Regions from separate parts of the Homo sapiens genome. Here region 2 is linked to region 1. The links are chromatin contacts, found by Hi-C or POLR2A ChIA-PET in ENCODE. All regions are on one chromosome and are shown on one strand. Each heading gives the region's core, a stretch centred on a gene start or an enhancer-like site at or near the end of the contact. The rest is flanking DNA. Distances are from core to core; before and after follow the strand shown. Region 1 has its middle 25 kb from the start of CATSPERB. Region 2 overlaps FBLN5 (fibulin 5).

Region 1 (6,999 bases), core at 669-3,168:
GTCAATATACAGGTAGCACATGATATCAGCACTCCAACCATAGCTACTGGAATTCATTAACCTTTTCACGCACATGGCTCCTGGTGTGCTTTCACCCCCACAGCCAATGCCAGTGTCAGTCAGAGGGCTGCTCTTAAGCTGCCAAAGACCATTTTGCCTGAGTAAATTTCCTGGAAATTTACATCTCCCCAGGGACACTTAAACCAGTGGTTCTGAATGAGGACGTGACTTTGAGCTCCAGGAGTCAAAGTGTCTAGAGATACTTTTGGTTGTCATAACCGGGCCGGGAAAGGTGGCTGGGAGGCTACTGGCATCTAACACATAGAAGCCAGAGATTGTAGCCAGACAGCCTACAATGCGCAGGACAGACTCCCAAGACAAAAAACAAAAACAAAAACAAAAACAAAAACAAAAAAAACCAAAGAATTACCCCCAAAATGTCAATAGTATCAAGGCTAAGAAACTCCACCTCAAACAATGACTGATGGGCAGGGAAGTATGCACACTGTAGTTTTTTTCTCTTGTACCTGATTGGAACAGTTCTGAGATATGATCTACACTGTCTCCAGGGCTCTCCAGGGGGACTGAGCTAAAATTACTTGCTTGGAAGTTTGCCTGACATTGTACCATTGTTTTGTTTCCTTCTCTTCCCTGGCCACTTCCCCACTCCTCTACCAATTTTTCCTGAGAACACCTCCTAATAAGCCGCTTTTACACAAATTCCCATTTCAGGATTGCTTCTGGGAGAAACAAGCCAAAACAATATGTACAAGTGGATATTAAGGAGAACTACAGATTTTATGTGCATAATGTGGAGTAGGTTACTAAATGGTTAGCTATACTGTAACAGAACTCATAGCTGGACAAGCCCATAAGTAGGGTATCAGAGCATCTTAAACCAAGAAAGCATGGTGTGTTAGGAAAAAAACTAACAGTGAAGTTAGGAAACCCAGGTTCCAGTCTCACCTCTTAAGTGAGATCTCAAGTAAATCACAGCCAAGTGGAAAAGAGAAAATAAAAACTGGACAGTTATCTAACATTCTATGCTGTCTTAGAGCAGTGGTTCTCAAACAGGGGCAATTTTGACCCCTATGGAACATGTGACAATGTTTGGAGACATTTTTGGCAATCATAACCGGGAGCAGGGTGCTACTGGCATCTAGTGAGTAGAGCCCAGGCATGCTGCCAAACATCTATCTCATAATGCACAGGCAAGTCCCCCCTGCTCCCCACCAGCAAAGGATTATCCAGCCCAGAATGTCAATAGTGCTAAGGTTGAGAACTGCCTTACAGAGAAAATTAGATTAGATATTAACCTAAGAAATTTCTGAGGCTTAAAGTTATTAAAAATAGGTAATGTATTATTGAAGGAGACTACAACATAGTCTCTATATCCTTAAAAACAGCATATGGATGCTTTTCTGCATAAGATTGGGAGGGGTTATTCTAAACAGATCTTGAAATGTTATGTGGGAGAACTAAGCACCTATCCAAGTAGCTAGAGACAGAGGAGAGAGCAGGGGCCTGAATCTTAGCAGGTTTGCCATAGTGCTGAAGACTTGACTCTCACCCATGTACTGGGATTTAAATATATTATGAGCATATCTCCAGATCCATCCATCTCCCCTGCAATCACTGAAGACAACCTCCCTCACATGTTTAATAACTTTTGTATGCAACTTTGGGGACCAATTTTTCTCCACTAACATTTTCCTGGAGGGAAAAAGATAGTTTCTCCAAATTATATACAGGTAAAGATAAAACTATTTTATAGTTAGCTTATCTGAGTTAATAAAAACACTTAAATGTATAACATATTTGCTTATGAATCCGGGTTTATTCATGTGACAGGTGGTAAGATGATGCCATACTTAACTTTGACTTCACATTCCTGTTGGTCAAAGCCTCTCACACCCTTTTTAAACAAAGCTGGCAGTAAAATCCAACATATTGCGTAACTAACCAACGTTACATATTGCTCAGAAAACTCTACACTCCCAACAGGAAATTCCAGGAATGAAAGGATTTCTGTTTCATTATCAGAAAGGTGCCTTGTACTAGTAACCACAATAGGTAGGGTAAATTAAAAGATTTATTCCTGGATTGTTAATTTCTCTGAAAGGACTTAAGAACAAACTTAAAACTTTTGAGGTAGGTCTGACATAATGAATTCTCTTTCATCTGTGATAATACTTTTAAATGTGTTATCAGAAACTCTTCAAAGGTGCTTAGAACTTTGAAAGGCTAGCTGCTGTCACTTGAAAGTTAGGGTGACAGCTGAGACAGAGCCCAAGGTTTTCATTTGGGTAACTTGCCTGTCATGGATAGACCTAGCAGAGGCCTGTTTTCTGCACTTCACTGAAGTCTTATTCATCAGGAGTCAGGCAATAAGAGGCACATTTTCCTCTCCATGGTCTTTGGTAGACTCACTCATTAGAGGAGGACGTAGATATCATCTATTACAACTTCCACCATAAGGCACTTTGACAACCTGCTGTCAACTGCCAGATCAATACATGTTTAACAGAAATGCAGAGTTTTAGCTTTTTAGATCCAAGGTCTCAAAGCTGAGTATTTGCTCTTGATGATACAATTGTCAGTGTTATAGTCAGTAGCAAAGCATACATTTTAAGTTGATTTGTACTGTTCAAAGTCACTAAATGCAAAATTTAAAAAACTAAATAACAGTGATTTTTTGTTACTCCCATTATCATGTTTTAATCTTGCAGGGACATTGTATATCATCAAAGACATGAAATTAACATTAATTAAGATTCTACTCCAAATTTTCCAATATGTTTAAGTAAGATGCATTTAACTATTGAAGTGGTTGGGGGTGGTGGGTAACTGAAGGTACCAATTTAAATGAAGGCAACTTTACTGTCATTTGTGGTATTTAAAAAATAATAAACCTAAAAATGAGGTCTACTTTTATTCTTTACAGATTTGACATGTCAATCTTTATTTAAGACAACAAAAGTTTGTACACCCTCATATTAAGATATATTTCCTTTCTAGTCATATTAAAATAATCTCATTTTGTTACTCAAAAAGAATACATAGGGAAGAGAATGAACATAATTCAAGTAGATAGATTTCTAATTGGTTAAAACAGGGTTAAACAAATGATGTTCAAAATATACTTATTAAAGGGAACAGCACCTAGAAATAGGCAGTAGGGCAATGTTCACTTTAAGAATTTTATCAATAACTAGGGCAAAGAACAAAATCATTATCAAATTTTGAATTACACAAAAGCAATGGCCTATTACCTTGTTAACATTTGATATTTCTATATATCTTCTTCTCTAGTTGAAATGGGTAATGACTTGTATTACAAGGATGTTACACATTCTAAAATGATTTAAGCCAAAAGATTATCTTTAATACATTACTTCTAGATATAATATGTACTTGATGTCTGTTGCATCAAAGACTACTAAACTAGGCATCAAGAAACATGAATCCTTGACTCAGCTCTGTCATTAATTACCTTATAAATCTATGTAAGTCATTTATTTTGGACCCGGTTTGTTATTATAAAATGTTCATTTTAGCTCTGAGGTTCTGTGGTTCTAAGATAAATCATATGGGTTAAGTAACTAATAACATTTTAAAATAGCAATTGTTATGTGAAAATCCACGTTAGGTTAAATGCCATCAACCACTGAAAAACAGGATTGCAAGAGGAAGAAGAAAACTGGCCTAACAATAGCTCATTTAGAGAAAAAGACCTAGTGATAAACCGTAAAGTTCAAAGAGTGATAAGTCCAGAGGTAAAATGAATGAAATCTTGAGTCACATTATTAGAAATATAGCAACCAGACTACAGAAGAGAATAATCTTGTTGCAAGTGCTATGAGCTGGTCACTTCATATCTGGAATACTCAGTATAATTGCAAACCAGAAACACAGTATTTTTTTTTCTTTTTGAGATAAAGTCTTGCTCTGTCACCCATGCTGGAGTGCCATGGTATAATCACAGCTCACTGCAGCCTTGAACTCCTGGGCTCAAGGGATCCTCCTACCTCAGCCTTCTGAGTATCTGAGACTACAAGCACATGCCACCATGCCTAGCTACAGTTTTTTTGTTTTTTTTTTTTTGTAGAGACAGGATCTCCTTATGTTGCCCAGGCTAGACTTGAACTCCTGGGCTCAAGGGATCCTCCTGCCTTGGCCTCCAAAAGTGCTGGGATTATAGGTGTAAACCAGTGTGCCTAGCCTACAGTTTTTTAATTTTATAAAATGTTATTTCTAATTTTTCTCCAAAAGTAAAAGTGGCATTCCAATGGCAATATTAATTCAGGTATCCAGAACTCTTAACCTAAATTTGGGTGAGATGAGGAAAAGTGTATTGTTAATTTTATGTGTCAACTTGGAAGGTGTTTCTGGATGGGAATAACATTGACACTGATGTCCTCTGAGTAAAGAAGATTGCCCTCCATGATGTATGTGCACTTTATCCAATCAATAGAAGACCTGAGTAGAATGAAAAGACCACCTTCTCCAAGCCAGAGGAAATTCTCCAGCAGACTTCTGTGAGACTGGAACTGCACCATCAGCTCTCTTGGGTCTTGAGCCTGCCAGACCACATTGCAGATTCTTGGACTTCCCAGTTGCCATAATCACATATGCCAATTCCTTATAATAAATGTGTGTGTGTGTGTGTGCACGCACGTGTGTTTGTGTATTCAATCACATATTAATAGCTTTTATTTTTTGGTTTTGATCCCACCAAGACCAAAGCTAATGATTTCAGGTATTGAGGTTTGTATCTGAGTCTGTCTCTTCTTCTGTATCCCAAGAAAAGGAGAAATAAGCATTCCCAAAGAACATGGATTTACATATCATCGAATTCTCTTTTTCTCAGGACAGACTGTTTCAAAAGACTGGTGGCAGGTAATTAATCTCTTTTGATTAATGTTAACTATTTCTACTTGAGTCAGATTCAGTTGGGAAGATTGCCAAGCATTAATGGTCATTCAGTTGCACAAAAATCAGCTGAGAGCTTTCTCCTACCACTTTCTCATAGACATGCATGTAAGGCTGTATATCAATGTATGTTGAATAATGAAAAACTAAAAATTTTAAATGACTGGCACAACTTGGTATGGTCATAAGGCTGATAATAGGTTTCAAATGAATCATAGTACTATAAAACAAAAAAAAATACAAAGAAACAGTCTTCTCTGGATTCCATATATAATAGACACTCAATATACATTAGTTCATTGAAAACTACATCTAGCTTAGATTAATTTTAAAGCATGTATCTATTAAGACAACCATTTCTGTTTTTCTCCCCAACATAGCAGAATAGTGGCTTTGCCAGCTTGCCTCATGCATTTGGAAAAGGCAAAATAATGTGTAGAGATTCATACTGTGAAATTTTATCCAAGAAAGAACACGGGAGTTCAACATAAAAGTGAAAGAAACTTTGGATACTCTGAAAAATAAGGCAAGCAGCAGCCTGCGGGGTGGATCTGGTGGGAAACTGTGAGTGAATCCTCAGTGTGTGAGACGGGGAGAAACTGTCTCTGTGATACACATTCCCACTGGACAGCCAGGCAATCCAGGCCATGGAGGAGCTTCTTGACTTTACCAAGCCCTGATCTGACTCAGGGAGCAGTCAGGAGACCATGAGAAGGAACGGCACTGGGAAGTACCCCACACACACTCCCAAACATGGGTGCTGATAGGAGAAAGCCATTTTTGATGCTAACTCATAGTGGGTTGTATAAGAACCTGCCAACAAGCATGGGTTGCAGTCACTGATTTGGAGAGTCTCTGGATGGGAATTTGCAATCTAGTTTTGAGTAGGAGAGGTGAGTGGCATGGGCTCCAGCCACAGGTGTGGGAGTTAGATGCCTGATATGGATTGGATCTGTGTCCCCGCCCAAATCTCATGTTGAATTGTAATCTCTAATGTTGGAGGTGGGGCCTGGTGGGAGGTGATTGGATCATGGAGGTGTTTCTCATGAATAGTTTAGCACCATCCCTTTGGTCCTATTCTTGTGATAGTGAGTGAGTTCTCATGAGATCTGGTTGTTTAAAAGTGTGTAGCACCTCCCCACTGGATCTCTCTTGCTCCAGACACGCCTACTTCTGTTTTGCCTTCTGCCATAATTGTAAGCTTTCTGAGGGCTCCTGGAAGCTGGGCAGATGCCAGCATCATGCTTCCTGTATAGCCTGCAGAACCATGAGCCAATTAAACCTTTTTTCTTTATAAATTACAAGTCTCAGGTATTTCTTTACAGCAATGTGAGAACAGACTAATACAATACCCTCCCTTTGTGGTACTGAACTGGGAGGGTTTTAGTCTGATAGCCACAATTTTGACCTAGGCAGGAAGCTTTACAGCTTGAGGCAGTTTCATGGTCTGAAGACAAACTTCTTGTGACTTGCTGCCGGTGTTGGACTGCAGGAGAGAGCCTCACTGGGTCAGGAGCACGAGAACAAAGTGGATCCCACTACCACATCCCACCCCTCCTGTTTCAGAGGCATATCATGGGACCAGGACTACTGAGAGTTCCATGGCCCTACCCATCATCTGAAATGCCCAAGAACTTCTCCCGATTAACAAAGGTCAAGCATAAACTCTATTGCCACCACCACAGCTGGTTCTCACTTTTAGGTGCTACCTCCTGTCCTAAAGGTTGATCTACACAGTCCCTTACAACATCTGCCGACTCAAGAGCACAGAGCTCAAGAAGGAGACAAGCTTTGCATTGCCTCTGTTACCATCATTGCCCACGCCACCCAGGCTACTCAGGAGGCCTTGAGCCCACTCACCCACCCAGTACATCACTACTACACTTGGCATTTGAGAAAGCTACCACACAGGTTACTTATAACCAAGGAAATCATACAAAATCTATGCCACTGAATGTACCCAGAAGCAAAGCCAAATGACCCTACTTAACAAACACCATAGTCGCATCCTCAAGAAAAAAAAGTCCCACCCTAATGAAGGTAAAATTAAAAATAAGAAGCAGCAAC
Region 2 (7,774 bases), core at 2,401-4,900, 140 kb after region 1:
TAAGCGAAAGTGTTCCCTTCTCTTAGCATTATTTCTAACTAAAGCAAAATCATCCTCACCTCTGTCACTTCCTGGCCTGGATATAAACTTCGTGAAGACAGGAAGAAAGTCAAGGTAAAATCAAACTTAAAAAATACATCCAAAACCATAGCCCTTAAAAAATATATTTGAGGCTGGGCATGGTGGCTCACACCTGTAATCTCAGCACTTTGGGAGGCTGAGGCAGGCAGATCACTTTAGCCCAGGAGTTCGAGACCAGCCTGGCCAACATGGCAAAACCCTGTTTCTACAAAAAATACAAATATTAGCTGGGCATGGTGGCACATGACTGAAACGCCAGCTACTCACTCAGGAGGCTGAGGCAGGAGAATCACTTGAACCCAGGAGGTAGAGATTGCAATGAGTCAAGATCGTGCCACTGCACTCCAGCCTGGGCAACAGAGGGAGACACCATATCAAAAAAAAAAAAAAAAAAAAAAAAACCGAAAAAAACCATTCAAGGCCGTGCGTGGTGGCTCACACCTGTAATCTCAGCACTTTTGAGGCGGGCAGATGACTTGAGCCCAGGAGTTCAAGACCAGCCTGGCCAACATGGCAAAAGCCCCATTTGTACAAAAAATACAAAAATTATCTGGGCGTGGTGGCACATGCCTATGATCCTAGCTACTCGGGAGGCTGAGGCAGGAGAATCACTCAAACCCAGGAGGCGGAGGTTGCGGTGAGCCGAAATTGCGCCATTGCACTCCAGCCTGGGGGACAGTAAGACTATGTCTCAAAAATAAATAAATACATTCAAAAACTATAATGATGACAAGATGGCGATGATGGCAATTGATTTTCAAGGGTGGTTACACATGTGAGTTCAATAGCCTTCCACCCCTCCCGCCCTCCCTAGCAAAGAAAAGCTTACTACCCTCAGGCAGCCAGCTATGCCCATACCTCAAAATGCCCCTGGCAACCGTTAACTTCCAAGAGTCCCTGTGACCCCCCCAGAGAGCTGTTACCTAAGCACTGGCCTTCCAGAAGCCAATATCCGTCGGTGCAGGAGCAGGTGTACCCGCCTTCAGTATTGATGCAGATCTGGGTGGGGTTGCACTGGTGGGAATCTGTTGCACACTCGTCCACATCTGTAATACAGACATAGTCCAAAGAATGTCACTCACATCCATCTAGAGCCCTGGAGCCACCAGGGGTGCCAGTGGCTCATCTTGGCTGGGAGGCAGTTAATAAGGTCACTAGGTTACACCCAAGGAGGTGGCAGTGCTTCCCCGATGGGCACCTCTAGGAGACACTGACCTCTACTGAAGGCTGAGCTAGTCTGCTCACCAGAAATCCACAAAGGGAAATGGCCAAGAAGGGAACCCTTATCCTCAGGAATCCTTCTGCCATCCTATGCCATTGCTCTTTGAAGGTGCATTACCTTGACAATAACCATTACTTGATTTAGAAAGCCATTTTGTATTAGGCTTGTTCATTCATATGTTAAACAGGGGTCTGCTGCGTACCTACTGTGTGCACAGGACTATGATAAACACCACTGAGAACAAAACAGAAGTAAAGGAAATGTCCCCAGCTGGGCATGGTGGCTCACGCCTGTAATCCCAGCACTTTGGGAGGCTGAGATGGGTGGATCATCTGAGCTCAGGAGTTCAAGACGAGCTCAGGCAACATGGTGAAACCCCGTCTCTACTAAAAATTAAAAATTAGCCGGGCCTGGTGGCATGCGCCTGTAGTCCCAGCTACTCAGGAGACTGAGCTGGGAGGATCGTTTGAGCCCAGGAGGTGGAGGCTGCAGTGAGCCGAGATCGCACGACTTCACTCCAACCTGGGAGACAGAGTGAGACCCTGTCTCAAAAAAAAAAAAAAAAAAAAAAAAAGTTCCCTGCCAACAGAAGCTGGCAGTCCAGTTGCTTAATGGTATTCACCCGTGAAAATCTTTCGGTCTGAAGCTCTCCAGTCTTCGCTCCACTCCATAGTTCCTGGGGCTAATCTCTGTCTGTCCTCTGCTCACAGCAAGTCTCTCTATGCTGCTCTAGAGCCCACTGCCATCTGTCTGGTGGCATGAAGATACTTGCATCCACCTCGGTCCCTTCTTAACTTAGAGCTTCAGAGCACAGATATCGAGCCATATTCATGGTCATTCCCAAGCCATCTGGTGTGGACAGTCAGTGCTCAAAACTGTTTGTTGAAACTGAAACATCCTCCTCCCCTTTCTCCCCTGCACTGCACTTTAGGGGAGAGCGCCCAAGATCCTGAAATGGACCTCCCGATGCCACACTCTCACTTTGACCTAAAGGAAGAGACTTTTCATTAAATATTCACACATTAATTTACTCCACAAGGATCCACGGTGCCTCCTGGATCTGCCTGGTCCAGAGGACCCCAAAACCTTTTCTCCTTGTCAGCCCTGCCTTCACCTGCACCTTGGTGGGTCACCTTCCCTCCCCTCTTCATTCCTGCATCAGGGTTTGCTCATCTACACCTTTTCTCCACCTTCACCGAATGGACCATGGTGCAGTCGGAAGTAATACTGAAAGCTGCAATTCACTGAGCCTGTGTTATGTGCCTGACACCTACCTTGTTACTTGTATTTACTCTCACATCACCCTGTGAGGTGGGCTCACAATCCCCATTTTACAGATGGGAAAACTGAGTGGAAAGAGCTAGTAAGCACCAAGCCAAGAGCTGAGTCCAGGCCTCCCTGCCTGCCTGACTCTAAGTCTACTCCGTGCAGGTCTAACAGAGGTCATGCCACCCAGGACCAAGCAGATTCAGGGGGGAGCTGGCAGACTGGGCTGAGGGAGGGCTGAGCTTTTGTTGCTTTTTACTGACCCCACTCCCACGCTGTCTGCCTCCTGACACTGCAGATTGCAGACTTGATCATCATCCATTCAGTTGGCTTCTTTGAATACGTACGGTGGGGATGGGGGTGTCTAAGACCCAAAAGTGCAAGCTCCTTGAGGGCAAGGGCCTTGTGTAGCATAGGGCTTTGTGAGCTTCAGTAAAACGTTCAACTGGGTGAGCAGTGGTCCCTCGGCTTCAGGTGATATGGCTACAAATCCACCATCCACCTGCAACAGCCCAACACTAACAACGCTGATCAGTCCCCACCCTACCCCAAAATGACAGCTGTCTGGGAATCCTATGGAAGTGGCTTTCCCTCCTCTAAACATGAACGACCTCCAAGAACCTAGTGCCAAGATGACGGCAGCCTCCACTCCACCCTGATGTTAAGCATGTGCAGCCTCAGTGGCAAAGACCCAGCCCTGTTCTCAGCTGCAAGGACTCCAGCCTCCCCTTTGCCTCCCTTCCATGCAGCTCTGCCCACCGAGCACAGCCTCCCAGGGGAGCTGGTGAATAATGCTTGGCCAGAAGCTGCTCCTGCTCAAATCCACAGTGAAGTCTATGACAATAAATAGTGCCACTATCGGCTGGTGCGTATTTACATTTTCCCAGCAGGGAGTGATGGATGGCAATTGTGTGCTGGGAACAACACTGCCTTAGGAATTTCTGTTCTTTTTCCTGCCTTGAGGGGAATGAAGGGTGAGGGTGACCAACACAGGAGAAGAATCACTGGAGAGGCTTGGTGGCAGCAAGTTCCCAAGCCTCTGTGCTTGCGTAATTTGCATCCCACACAACTGTGCCTGCCAAGTCCTACAGAGAGAAACCAGACGCATGCCAGCAGGCCAGGCTGGACTCAGAAGGGCACAAAGGGCCCCATCGTGGGCATGTGTGCGAAGTATTCAGGCCGAAGATCAAAATCCTTGAAGTTCACTCTTTTAAAAACTCCAGCACTTTTACTGAACTAAAGAATTAACTCAGCCAGGCGCAGTGGCTCATGCCTGTAATCCCAGCACGTTGGGAGGCCAAGGTGGGTAAGATTGCTTGAGTCCAGGAGTTTGAGACCAGCCTGGGCAACATGGCAAAACCCTGTTTCTACTAAAAATACAAAAAATTAATCGGGTGTGGTGGCGCATACCTGTAGTCCCAGCTACTCAGGAAGCTGAGGTGGGAGGATCACCTGAGCCCAGGAAGTTGAGCCTATGGTGAGCCAAGACTGCACCACTGACCTCTAGCCTAGGCAACACAGCAAGACCCCATCTCAAAAAATAAAAGAATTAACTCAGTTATACGACACTTTTGTATTTGTTTTGTTTAAAATACAGATTTTAAAATTAAAATTTTAACTTTCACTAACTTGTTTAATGAATTGTCAATAGAAACTATATTTTGAGACGTCAATAAGTCCCTGAAGTTTTTTTTGGCGGGGGGGGCGGAATCTCTCACCTTTATAGCCTGAAAACACACCTGGTGTAATGCTGTGTCCCTGGTAATGTTCAAGAACTATTGAATGAATGAACACATGAACGGCAAACATCAATCCCTCGCAGCCCCCAGAAAGGTTTTTCCAGCCAACTAGCTGACAAGCCCATTTGGGTGTGTGTACTTTAAAAACAGCCACCACCACGCCAACCACTGTCAGCTTACACACCTGATGGAGCTAAAACTGGAAGTGTTCACACGGTGGGCTTTCTCGGGGGGAGGCTGAAAGACTCATCACACATTCCAGCTCACAGCGGAACTTCTTACATTAAATACATTTGACTTAAATCACAGAAGGAAAAATACATTGAATCACTCCAAGGACATTCTTTGGCAGGGCCTCCCTTTCCGCATCAGTGGAAAAGTACAAGCTATGACAACCTGAGCAAGGGTCAGTATCCTCATGGGCAAACAGGGTCTGCTTTCTTTTCCTGTGCAGTAGTCAGGAAGAGTCCCCTAAGAGAAAAGAATGCTGGGTGCATTCAATCCTTTATTCATTCACTTGCTCACTCATTCATTCATTCATTCTTTTTTTTTTTTTTTTTTTTTTTGCGACGGAATCTCGCTCTGTCGCCCAGGCTGGACTGCAGTGGCGCAATCTAAGCTCACTGCAAGCTCTGCCTCCCGGGTTCACACCACTCTTCTGCCTCAGCCTCCCGAGTAGCTGGGACTACAGGTGCCCACCACCACGCCCGGCTAATTTTTTTGTATTTTTAGTAGAGATGGGGTTTCACCATGTTAGCCAGGATGGTCTCTATCTCCTGACCTCGTGATCTGCCCGCATCGGCCTCCCAAAGTGCTGGGACTACAGGCATAAGCCACCGTGCCCGGCCCCCATTCATTCATTCTTTATGCTCTACAGCGGCTGTGTGTTCGTGTGTGTGTGTGTGTGTGTCCTCCCCAGCCTCCATGACCTTTGGAAGAGCTGGCATCAAGCATATTCCCTCCCGCTGTATGGTACCCAGAAGCAGACTTTACTGGGAGTTCTCTCATCTCCCTGCTCCCTCCTGGCTGCTGTCACACCAGTCGGGTGCCTGGGCACTTGGAGGATTCTGCCACAGCAACCATAGCTTGGCTCCCCACAGGTGAGGCAGTGACTATCTGCTGCCCAGATGACCAGCACCCTGGCAACTGGAGGAAAGCGCTCACCAGCTCTCCCAGAACCTGGAAAAGCCCAGCACTGCCCCTGCCAGGAAGAAGTCGTCATCTGCATCAAGCAGCACAGCTCTGGTGACCTTGCAGTCTCACCTGCACTGGCACCTCTCCCTTGAGACATCCACAGAGTGGCCTTCTCAATCTGAAACAACTGCTCACTTAGGAAAGTCATCAAAACCCATCAATATCACCTCCTCGATGCCTTCCAAGGAGGCCATAGACAGAAAGGGCTTTCAGGCCCCAGGACAGTGGCCTACATATTTGGGAAACTCTTTTAGGATTTCATACCCTTAGCTATGTCTCACATTCCCCAGCCAGACAGTAAGCTTTACGTGGGCAGATATGCAAAGACAAGGGGAATAAAGGGATGTCCCTCAGGCTGGTGTGTTTTAAAGGAGTAAAAGAATGTCCTTCAAGTACAGAAAAGATCTTACAAAGGCACCAGATGAAGAAACTGGCCTCAACACATCAAAATACAACTGTCCAACAATCTCGGGGACAACAAAATGAACAGAACCTTCCATTGTGACTCACGGACAGCACAGGAAAGGGCCACAGCCCACACATCTGCTGACCGTTCCAGTCCTTGGAGCAGGACTCTGCAGAGGAAGCCAGTGGTGATTGGCACTCCTCTCCTTCACTGTATGGAGTTCTCAGACAGCTTCGTGGGTATTACATTGTTGATTTATGCCCATTTTATGTCCTCCCCTTGGGAGTGGGCTGGTTCTCAGAAAACATCACACAACCCACTTTTCTATCCCATATAAAAGTAATGGTTCCAAGTATGATCTTAGTATTAACTCACAGATTATTAAATAAAATCTCTATAGGCAGTTATAACAGACTTAATATATCACATTAAATATGCATAAATATGTTCAAATATAAATAACATGCATATGTATGATAGCTATGTGTTATATTTGAATGCACATATTATATACATATATGTATTTACAGTTCAGCATTTATTCCTGAAAGTTGAAAATACTTTGTTTTCATAACACAAATTCTAACAGAAATAAAATGTCCTTTAAAAACTGTACAAAACAAAACAAAACACTAATGGTTCCCCATGCCCATAGGGAGAACATTTTCTAGGTCATTCTCCAAGCACCAAAGTTTAAAAGAAAAATACACCAAAGGGCTGAGAACTCCCCAGAAAAGACTAGCAGGTTAAAGAATAAGAACTTTGGGAGCAGACAGAGCTGGGTGTGAATCCAGGCTCCCACATTTGGTAACTAAATAAGGCAGGGCAATTTACTGGATCCTTGGGTGTTCTGCAACAGGGCTGATGTAGCCTGCCTCGTAGGTAGATGTGAGAGTTCATGAATTAACAGGAGCACAGGTGCCAGCCTGACTGCCTGGCACATAGCTCCCTTCCCCGGGGAGGTGCTGTTTCTGACAGCTGTGGAAGATAGAAGAAGGTTGGTCTCTGCCTCCTGCAGATGCTGTTCTAGAATTCACTAAAGACACCAGGATGACAGCCCAGGGGTTTCATGGGCTATAAGCATGGTTAGTTCTGTGATTCAACTACAGCCAAAGCCAGGGACTTCTCCCCCTTGAGCCCCAGGCATATGGCGGGAGATCTGGACAAGAGGTAAGGAAAGCCAGGGTACATTCCTTCATGGAGTCTCCATCTCCACCTCTGCACCCAGGCATCTCTGGGCCCATCTATGATTCTATAATTGTAGGCATCCAAAAGCATAAAGGTACGTGTGCCTAATGGCCATGTATGATCAACCTTTTCACAATCTGATTCTTGCCTCTTCCCATGCCTTCTTTGCTCCAATACTGTGAACAGGCAAGGTCTGACTTTGTGAGCCTGTGTACCTAACGTCGGCTGAATATCTCAGTTCTTGTGTGAGAACGGCCATCAGCCAAAGGGAAACATTCTCACTGGGTGACACTGGGAGAAGCTTTCCAAGAGCCCTTGGAAGACACACCTTTCCAAGGCCTCCACTCTTCCTTTTTTGGATATGGCAAAAATCATTTCCTTGGTAGTAAATTTTTACCCAGTGAAATAACATGTTTTCCCAGCCCATTTTTGTTCCTTCCTTGCTCAAGCTAATGGGGCTTGATAAGAAAGAAGAAAACAACAATGGCACATTCCTACACCTCCAAGTGAAGCCAGTTTCAGGCCTGCTGCTGGGCTGGGTCGGTGCCATTTTTCAGCAAGACGAGCCCAGCCAAGGCTGGAAGCTACACAGGACCTACTTCCCAAACACCTGTTTAATTAAAGATCTCAGCGTTGGAGAACTCGCTGTCGAATTCCTAGGGCATCTGCACTCCATGT

What was found. Hi-C counts contacts between places; a loop is a spot of excess contacts on that map. ChIA-PET counts read pairs that join two places held with the same protein, here RNA polymerase II (POLR2A). Pooled maps may share reads with other maps.
Region 2: a map of pancreas shows a loop between it and region 1 (2.6-fold over the local background). The contact joins two enhancer-like sites. A Hi-C loop is called at or near these places in 1 of 168 maps with a recorded cell type or tissue (pancreas) and 2 of 50 pooled maps. POLR2A ChIA-PET finds 5 or more read pairs at or near these places in 2 of 52 experiments (Panc1 and naive thymus-derived CD4-positive, alpha-beta T cell).

The regions. Positions count from the first base shown.
Region 1 is chr14:91,753,818-91,760,816 of GRCh38, forward strand. No RefSeq gene overlaps it. Among named protein-coding and RNA genes, the nearest start is that of CATSPERB, 25 kb to the left of the region's middle. Within about 2 kb of position 1,919, at least 7 of the 41 ENCODE cell types and tissues checked have a DNase peak (open chromatin) inside an H3K27ac peak, as active enhancers do.
Region 2 is chr14:91,893,946-91,901,719 of GRCh38, forward strand. It overlaps FBLN5 (fibulin 5), which reads right to left. Exons shown (of 11, transcript NM_006329.4): 5 at 1,005-1,127. Among named protein-coding and RNA genes, the nearest start is that of TC2N, 30 kb to the left of the region's middle. RefSeq lists an enhancer at 3,166-3,679. Within about 2 kb of position 3,651, at least 17 of the 41 ENCODE cell types and tissues checked have a DNase peak (open chromatin) inside an H3K27ac peak, as active enhancers do.